Linked DNA regions of Homo sapiens: region 2 is linked to region 1. A link is an interaction called in ENCODE POLR2A ChIA-PET data of the cell type or tissue named here. Cell type or tissue: OCI-LY7. All regions are shown on one strand. Links, peaks and the distances in the headings refer to the core of each region. The heading gives the core; the rest is flanking DNA.

Region 1 (4,384 bases), core at 142-4,141:
CTGCAGCCAGGACCTCCTGGGTTCAAATAATCCTCCCGCCTCAGCCTCCTGAGTAGATGGGACACAGGCATAAGCCACCACGTCAGGCCATGCATGACCTTCTTAGAAGGCCAGCAATCATTGGATCATATCACACTTTAATCCAGGATAACCTCATCTTAACTTGGTTACAACTGCAAAGACTCTGTTTCTAAATAAGGTTAAATTCACACGTGCCCAGCTTTAACAAATCTCCTTGGAGGACACAATTCAAACCACACTACCTACAAGCATTTTTTTTTTTTTTTTTGAGACAGAGTCTCGCTCTGTCGCCCAGACTGGAGTGCAGTGGTTTGATCTCGGCTCACTGCAAGCTCCGCCTCCCGGATTCACGCCATTCTCCTGCCTCAGTCTCCCGAGTAGCTGGGACTGCAGGCGCCCGCCACCACGCCTGGCTAATTTTTTGTATTTTTACTAGAGACGGGTTTTCACCATGTTAGCCAGGATGGTCTCGATCTCCTGACCTCGTGATTCACCCGTCTCGGCCTCCCAAAGTGCTGGGATTACAGGCATGAGCCACTGCGCCTGGCTGCATTTTTTTTTAAATGTGTTCATTTTTCCAAAAATTGACTCTCTAGAATCATGCTGGAAAGTTAAATGTAAACTATTGCATACAAATTTGCAGAGGAAAAAAATGCCTTCCCTTCAAAAAAAAAACCTTTCAATGAATTATTTCTTTTTTTGGTTTTGAGAGTTAGCTTGTAATCTCCATTATAGCCCGCATCTTGTTAACTACAGCATGGAATGGATTCATTGTCATATTGGTACTTTCCAGAAGATACAGTTCTTTCCCATCAATGCTTTTTGCCTCTGTTCTGGGGTTTTCGTGCGTGTTTAATTAGAGGGGGCTTCTTTTCTGGGATCAGTGAGCCAAAGCTAATGAACAGGCTCCTTGGTCAATCCAGGTCAGTACTGGGGGCGTTTGATGGGGAGGTGTGGGTGAGAACAGGATGTTCGAGGCATGAGTAGGATCCCAAAGAGGAAGTGTCCCTCAGCTGAGGGGGTGGGTGAGTGTGAAGAGGAGCTGTGGAGGAGAGAAGGGGCTCCACTGAAACAAAAGTTGGGCCGGTGTAGTGTGGCTCATGCCTGTAATTCCCATGCTTTGGGAAGCCAATGTGGGAGGATTGCTTAAGGGCAGGAGTTTGAGACCAGCCTGGGCAACATAGAGACCCCATCTCTACAAAAACAAACAAACAAAACCAGACCTGGCGGCACGTGCTTTCGGCCCCAGCTACTTGGGAGGCTGAAGTGGGAGGATCGATTGAGCACAGTTCTAGGATGCAGTGGGCTATGATGGTACCACTGCATTCCAGCATGGGTGACCCTGTCTCAAAAAAACAACAAGGCCAGGTGCAGTGGCTCATGCCTGTAATCCCAACACTTTGGGAGGCCGAGGCAGGCAGATCACTTGAGGTCAGGAGTTCGAGACTAGCCTGGCCAACATGGTGAAACCTCCTCTCTACTAAAAATACAAAAATTAGCCAGGCATGGTGGAGGGTTCCTGTAATCCCAGCTACTCGGGAGGCTGAGGCAAGAGAATTGGTTGAACCTGGGAGGTGGAGACTGCAGTGAGCCGAGATCGCACCACTGCAGTCCAGCCTGGGCAACAAGAGCAAAACTCCATCTCAAAAAAATAAAAATAAAAATTAAGCCAGGCGTGGTGGCTCATGCCTATAATCCCAGCACTTTGGGAGGCTGAGGCGGGTGGATCACGAGGTCAGGAGATCGAGACCATCCTAGCTAACACGGTGACACCCCGTCTCTAGGAAAAATACAAAAAATTAGCCAGGCGTGGTGGTGGGCACCTGTAGTCCCAGCTACTCCGGAGGCTAAGGCAGGAGAATGGTGTGAACCCGGGAGGCGGAGCTTGCAGTGAGCCAAGATCGCGCCACTGCACTCCAGCCTGGGTGACAGAGCGAGAATCCGTCTCAAAAAAAAAAAAAATAGAGTGACCAGGGCTGCAGGGTGGGAGGTGAGTGGAGAGAACGGAGCAAAACAGAGTCCGGTTCCGAGATGAGGGTGTCTGGAGTCTGGGGGACCCAGGGAAGGGAGGAGGGGGAGGCAGAGGATGGGAAGGTCTACCCCCCAGGCCTGGACTATGCTGGGCAGGCGGGCCTGGCTCGGTGCCCATCTCTGGGCAGGGAGCACAGGGTGAAAGCAGATCTGGAGGGAAGATGTGGCATTGGATGTTAGAAGGTGCAGATCTCCAGGGGGCTGTGGGAGGTGCACATAGAGGAAGCTCAGAGTGTGTGTCTGGGCTGGAGACAGGATGTCCTTGGTGTCTGCTCAGAAGGGAGGTGCACGGTAGTTGAAGGCCCCTTGGGTAAAGACAGGAGGAAGTATGGGGAGAAGCTAGTCCCAGCTGCAAGGCAGACACCTGGTTGGGGTGTGTTTCATCTCTCATGCCACTGTACTCCAGCCTGGGCGATAGAGTGAGACTCTGTCACAAAAAAAAAAAAAAAAAAAAAAAAGACAGGGTCTCACTCTGTTGCCCAGGCTGGAGTACAGTGGCATAATCATAGCTCACTGCAACCTCCAGCTCTCAGGCTCAAGCCATCTTCAGCCTCCCAAGTAGCTGGGACTACAGGTTCATGCCACATTTTAAATTTTGTTAGAGATGGGGTCCCACTAAGTTGCTCAGGCTGCAGACACTATTTGAAATGAACTCATCTGATCCTGCAACAGCCTTGTGAGGTGGGTCCTCTTAATTCCTCTTTGACAGGTGAGGAAACCGAAGCCCAGAGAGGTTAGGACACTGGCCCAAAGTCACACAGCCTGTGAGCCGCTGGAACCAGAACCTAGGAGCTGTGTTTCTGCTTTCGTGCAGACAGATGCATTTTCCTTTAATACTTCACTTTTTAGATGCAGAAGGGCAGGATCAGGGAGGTGGAGCGACTTGCCCAAGGTCTGGCAGTGAGTTAGTGGCCTTCCAAGCCTGTGTGTCTGAGCAAGGCTATGGGCTCTAGTTGAGAACGGGCAAAAACAGCGGTCTTGAAGGAAGCCTGCCTGATATCCGTGTCAGTGAGGATGTGGGCTGCCGGGCTGGGCGGTGGAGGAGGGTGGCTGGAGATAGGCTGGGGCATGTCAAGTCTGAACATTTAGAGTATGAACTAGACATAAGACAGCCCTGACTGGGCACGGTGGCTCATGCCTGTAATCTTAGCACTTTGGGAGGCTGAGGTGGGCAGATTGCCTGAGTTCAGGAGTTCGATACCAGCCTGGGCAACACGGTGAAACCCTATCTCTACTAAAATACAAAAAATTAGCCGGGCGTGGCGGCGTGTGCCTGTAATCCCAGCTACTCGGGAGGTTAAGGCAGGATAATTGCTTGAACCCGGGAAGCAGAGGTTGCAGTGAGCCGAGATGGTGCCACTGCACTCCAGCCTGGGTGACAGAGCGAGACTCCATCTCAAAAAAAATAAAAAAATAAAAAAATAAAAAATAAAAGAAATAGCCCTAACCCCACCCCCTTGTGACATCCCCAACTAGGCTGGACTTCCCCCATGTCTGCAACAGGCTGGGGCATCCTCCGGAAATGAGTGCGGGAGGGAGGCCAGGGCTGGGCCAGCAGAGTTGGGGGAGGGGATGGGAGTGCAGGGCTGGGGACACAGGAAGAGGCTGCAGGAAAAGAGGGGCAGTGTCCAAGCTCAGGGTCTCGGGACCTTTGGGGTTTCTGCCTTGTCCCCCTGCAACTCTGGAGGAGCAAGAGGCCTGGGGTTTCTCAGTTCTTTCCAGCCCAGGAGTCCCCTGGGGTGGCTCAGGGAGTGGGGACTTCCCTGGAGGAAAGGACCATGGAGTGAGCATCTAAACTTTTGCATTTGACTCAGAGCTTTGTCTCTTATTTTGTAAAACCCCAGTGTATGTGTGATATGTGTGCACTGACTACAAAAAAAAAAAAAAGAAAAAAGAAAGAAAAGAAACCTAGGCCAGGCACGGAGGCTCGTGCCTGTAATCCCAGCACTTTGGGAGGCCAAGGTGGGCGGATCACCTGAGGTCAGGAGTTTGAGACTAGCCTGGCCAACATGAGAAAACCCCATCTCTACCAAAAATACAAAAATTAGCTGGGCTTGGTGGCGGGTGCCTGTAATCCCAGCTACTCAGGATGCTGAGGCAGGAGAATCGCTTGAACCTGGGAGGCAGAGACTGCAGTGAGCTGAGATCATGCCACTGCACTCCAGCCTGGGCAACAGAGCGAGACTCAGTCTTAAAAAAAAAAAAAAAAAAACGAAAAACCCAAAAAACCTACTATCCCCATATATAACCAATTTGTGCTGTGCACCAACAAGAACCTGCTTTAAATTTCCATTGCAATTTACAACCCCCATATTATACCAGGCAAGGTTAG
Region 2 (4,384 bases), core at 296-4,295, 68 kb after region 1:
AATGATCTGGCCCCAAATGTCAGCAGTGTCCAGGCTGAGAAACCTCGGTTTAGAGCAGAATGAGGCCGGGTCTGGGCTGGAGCTATGGCCTTGGGGAATCTGACTTCTAGAGACCCCTGGTGCGCCGCGACACACCCTCCTCCTGCCTCGGACACACCCTCCTTCTGCTGCTGCTGACACACCCTCCTCCTGCCGCAGACATCAACGAGTGTGCTCTGGATCCTGAGGTTTGTGCCAATGGCGTGTGCGAGAACCTTCGGGGCAGCTACCGCTGTGTCTGCAACCTGGGTTATGAGGCAGGTGCCTCAGGCAAGGACTGCACAGGTGAGCATGCCACCTGGCGGGCGGATGTGTGGGCAGCCTCTCCCACTGCAGACCCCTCACCCCTCTCTCCCACCCCCACCCCACAGACGTGGATGAGTGTGCCCTCAACAGCCTCCTGTGTGACAACGGGTGGTGCCAGAATAGCCCTGGCAGCTACAGCTGCTCCTGCCCCCCCGGCTTCCACTTCTGGCAGGACACGGAGATCTGCAAAGGTACTGGGTCCCGGGCTCACGTGGGTTTGCACACACACATATGCTCCAACATACTTGGCATGTGGCGTGTGCACGCACAGGCATGCACACGCTCAAAGATGCTTACATGTTACCTCTATTCACACACGCATGCTATATGTAGTGTGCACACACACATATATGCACACGCTCAGATACTCACATGTTGCATGAGGTGTGTACACAAGACACACATGCACACGCTCAGAAACATCCTGTACACAACCACACTCAGACATGCACGTTGCATGTGTCATGCATACATACACCCAGACACGCTGCACATGCCGTGTATACACAGACACACATTCAGACATGCTGTGTGCATGTGTACACAGACATGCATACTCAAAGACACTTGCATATGTACCTACATTCACACATACACACTCAAAGACACATATATACTCACATTTACATACACACGTATTCTTTTTTTTTTTTTTTGAGACAGAGTCTTGCTCTATCACCCAGGCTGGAGTGCAGTGGCACGATCTCAGCTCACTGCAACCTCTGCCTCCTAGTTCAAGCGATTCTCCTGCCTCAGCCTCCCAAGTAGCTGGGATTACAGGCGTCCGTCACCAAGCCCAGATAATTTTTGTATTTTTAGTAGAGACAGGGTTTCACCATGTTCGCCAGGCTGGTCTCGAACTCCTGACCTCAAGTGATCCACCTGCTTCAGCCTCCCAAAGTGCTGGGATTATAGGCGCGAGCCACTACACCTGGCCCATACACTCATTCTCACACTTCCCACACTTGCAGTCCCAGTCACACATGGTTGTACACACTCAGGGGCACACAGTTATACACACATCCCAGAAGTCCTACTCGAACTACAGAGTTTGGAGAGCTTCTAGGTGGATGGACATATCTGTGTGCTGGCAGGGCGGCATGCCGAGAGCAGGCACGGAAGTTCCACATCTCCTCCCAGATACCCTGCACCGTGCATCTCTTCCATCTGGCTGTTCATCATTTGTAATATCCTTTATTTTTTTTATTTTATCTTTTTGAGACAGAGTCTCGCTCTGTCACCCAGGCTGGAGTGCAATGGGGCGATCTCGGCTCACTGCAACCTCCACCTCCTGGGTTCAAGCAATTCTCCCGCCGTTTAAGAGATTATCCTGTCTCTGCCTCCCAAGTAGCCCGGACTACAGGCGTGTGCCATCACGCCCAGCTAATTTGTATTTTTAATAGAGATGGTGTTTCATCGTGTTGGCCAGGCTGGTCTCGAACTCCTGACCTCAGTGATCCACCCGCCTCTGCCTCCCAAAGAGGTGGGATGACAGGCGTAAGCCACAGCGCCCAGCCTGTGATATCCTTTATAATAAACTAGTAAACGTAAGTTAAGTATTTCCCTGAGTCCTGTGAGCCCCTCTAGCGGATGATCAAGCCCGAGGAGAAGGCAGAAATTCTGGAGGCCCCGATTTGCAACTGGCATCTGGTGTGGAAGACAGTCTTGTGGGACTGAGCCCTCAACCTGTGGAGTCAGACTTTAACTCCAGGCAGAAAGCGTCAGAATTGAATTATAGGGCACCCTGCTGGTGTCGGAGAATTGGGCAGCTTGGCAAAAGCAAACAAACAAAAAACCCCATGTCTGATCACTGATGTATTCTGTGTTGTGTTGAAGGTGAGAGTAAGAATACAGTTTTGGCTGGGTGCAGTGACTCACGCCTATAATCCCAGCACTTTGGGAGGCTGAGGCGGGCGGACCACCTGAGGTTGGGAGTTTGAGACCAGCCTGGCCAACATCATGAAATCCTGTCTCTACTAAAAATACAAAAAAAGTTAGCCAGGCATGGTGGCACATGCCTGTAGTCCCAGCTACTTGGGAGGCTGAGGCACGAGAATCGCTTGAACCCGGGAGACGGAGGTTGCAGTGAGCCGGGATGGTGCCACTGCACTCCAACCTGGGTGACAGAGCGAGACTCTGTCTCAAAAAAAAAAAAAAAACAAAAAAAAAACAGTTTGGCATTTCCTGTCTCTTACAGCATGTACACACACAGCTCAGCACACACATGTGCTTGCATGCACATTTGATTCCAGTGCCCTCTGCATGCTTGTGCATCTGGGTGCACCCCGTGCCACCGGTTGCGGCGGCCCCTTGGGGAGGAGGGGTCCTGGCCAGGTAAGGCAACTCCTCCTGCAGCTCAGGACCTGGTGGGGGGCTGTCCCCACAGATGTCGACGAATGCCTGTCCAGCCCGTGTGTGAGTGGCGTCTGTCGGAACCTGGCCGGCTCCTACACCTGCAAATGTGGCCCTGGCAGCCGGCTGGACCCCTCTGGTACCTTCTGTCTAGGTGAGCGGCCCCGGAGCCCGACGGCGTTCCAGAGGCTGGGCGTCTATGGGTCAGGGTGCAGGTGTAGGGCCGGCAGGTGAGACAGGTGACCCGCCTCTTCTCCCCAGACAGCACCAAGGGCACCTGCTGGCTGAAGATCCAGGAGAGCCGCTGTGAGGTGAACCTTCAGGGAGCCAGCCTGCGGTCTGAGTGCTGCGCCACCCTCGGGGCAGCCTGGGGGAGCCCCTGCGAACGCTGCGAGATCGGTAGTATCCTCCTTGAGGCCTCCCAGGCACCCATGGGAAAAGCCCTCCATGGGGCGGGTCCCCCCTTGGGCTGGCATGAGAAAATGACTCCTCTCTTCACTCTTGTTCTCCCAGTTGCAGACCCTGCCTGTGCCCGGGGCTTTGCCCGGATGACGGGTGTCACCTGCGATGGTAACTGCCTGCCCGTGTCCAGCTCACCCCCTACTCCAGAGCCCGCACACAACCAGGCGCACCACCCTCATGGGTGCCACCTCCGGCCCCGCCCTGGAGTCTTTTGCGATGGGGACAGACGTTCTCCCTACCTGGTCCCCAGGCCTTCTTGAAAGTCCCCAGTCCCCGTGTCCCCGTCCCCTTCCTTCCTCCTCAAGGACAACTTGAGACCCCAGGGGAATGGCCAGCCAGCACCCTTCCCCTCCCTGGACCCTCCGGCTTTCCCTCCTCCTTACCCAGATGTGAACGAGTGTGAGTCCTTCCCGGGAGTCTGTCCCAACGGGCGTTGCGTCAACACTGCTGGGTCTTTCCGCTGTGAGTGTCCAGAGGGCCTGATGCTGGACGCCTCAGGCCGGCTGTGCGTGGGTGAGTCCAGGCGAGGTCCGCATACAGGGCCACACGTTCTTCCTTTGTTCCCTCCACCCGCAGTGACTTGAGGAACAGGAGAGATTTTTTTTTTTTTTTTTGAGATGGAGTCTCGCTCTGTCGCCCAGGCTGGAGTGCAGTGGCGCAATCTCGGCTCACTGTAACTTCCGCCTCCCGGGTTCAAGCGATTCTCCTGCCTCAGCCTCCTGAGTAGCTGGGATTACAGGCACATACCACCACGCCCAGCTAATTTTTGTATTTTTAGTAGAGATGGGGTTTCACCATGTTGGCTAGGATGGTCTCGAACTTCTGACCTCAGGTGATCTGCCCGCCTCGGCCTCCCAAAGTGTTGGGATTACAGGCGTGAGCCACCACGCCTGGCCTGAACAGGAGAGATTTCAGGCATCCTTTGGGATCCTCTGCCTCTGGCTAACATATCATGAAAGACATTTGGGTGGGTTTTTTTTTCTTTTTTCTTGAGACAGGGTCTCACTCTGTCACCCAGGCAGGAGTGCAGTGGCGCAATCTCATCTCACTACAACTTGCACTTCCTGGGTTCAACTGATTTTTGTACCTTGATCTCCTGAGCAGCTGGGACTACAGGTGTGCACCACCACACCCGCTAATTTATTTATTTATTGGTATATCTATATATATTTTTGTAGGGACAGGGTCTCACTCTCTTGCCTAGGCTGGTCTCAAACTCCTGGCC

The links. ChIA-PET counts read pairs that join two places held together with the same protein. Peaks named below come from ENCODE experiments on the same cell type or tissue, not always from the same donor. Only the 100,000 strongest peaks of a DNase experiment are listed, where the experiment ranks them.
Region 2: POLR2A ChIA-PET joins it to region 1 with 9 read pairs; 3 of 35 experiments call an interaction of 5 or more read pairs at or near these places.

What each region holds. Positions count from the first base shown.
Region 1 is chr19:8,193,348-8,197,731 of GRCh38, reverse strand. No RefSeq gene overlaps it. Among named protein-coding and RNA genes, the nearest start is that of CERS4, 14 kb to the left of the region's middle. RefSeq lists enhancers at 806-1,658, 2,177-2,276, 1,659-2,512, 2,887-2,936, 3,377-3,496 and 1 more. In OCI-LY7, for the core only: no CTCF peak of the experiment used is centred there; DNase peaks (open chromatin) are centred at 1,031, 2,361, 3,051, 3,571 and 1 weaker place; H3K4me3 peaks cover 2,703 bases; H3K27ac peaks cover 4,000 bases.
Region 2 is chr19:8,125,180-8,129,563 of GRCh38, reverse strand. It overlaps FBN3 (fibrillin 3), which reads left to right. Exons shown (of 64, transcript NM_032447.5): 17 at 199-324; 18 at 411-536; 19 at 2,732-2,851; 20 at 2,959-3,096; 21 at 3,217-3,267; 22 at 3,547-3,672. Among named protein-coding and RNA genes, the nearest start is that of FBN3, 22 kb to the left of the region's middle. RefSeq lists an enhancer at 256-757. In OCI-LY7, for the core only: no CTCF peak of the experiment used is centred there; no DNase peak of the experiment used is centred there.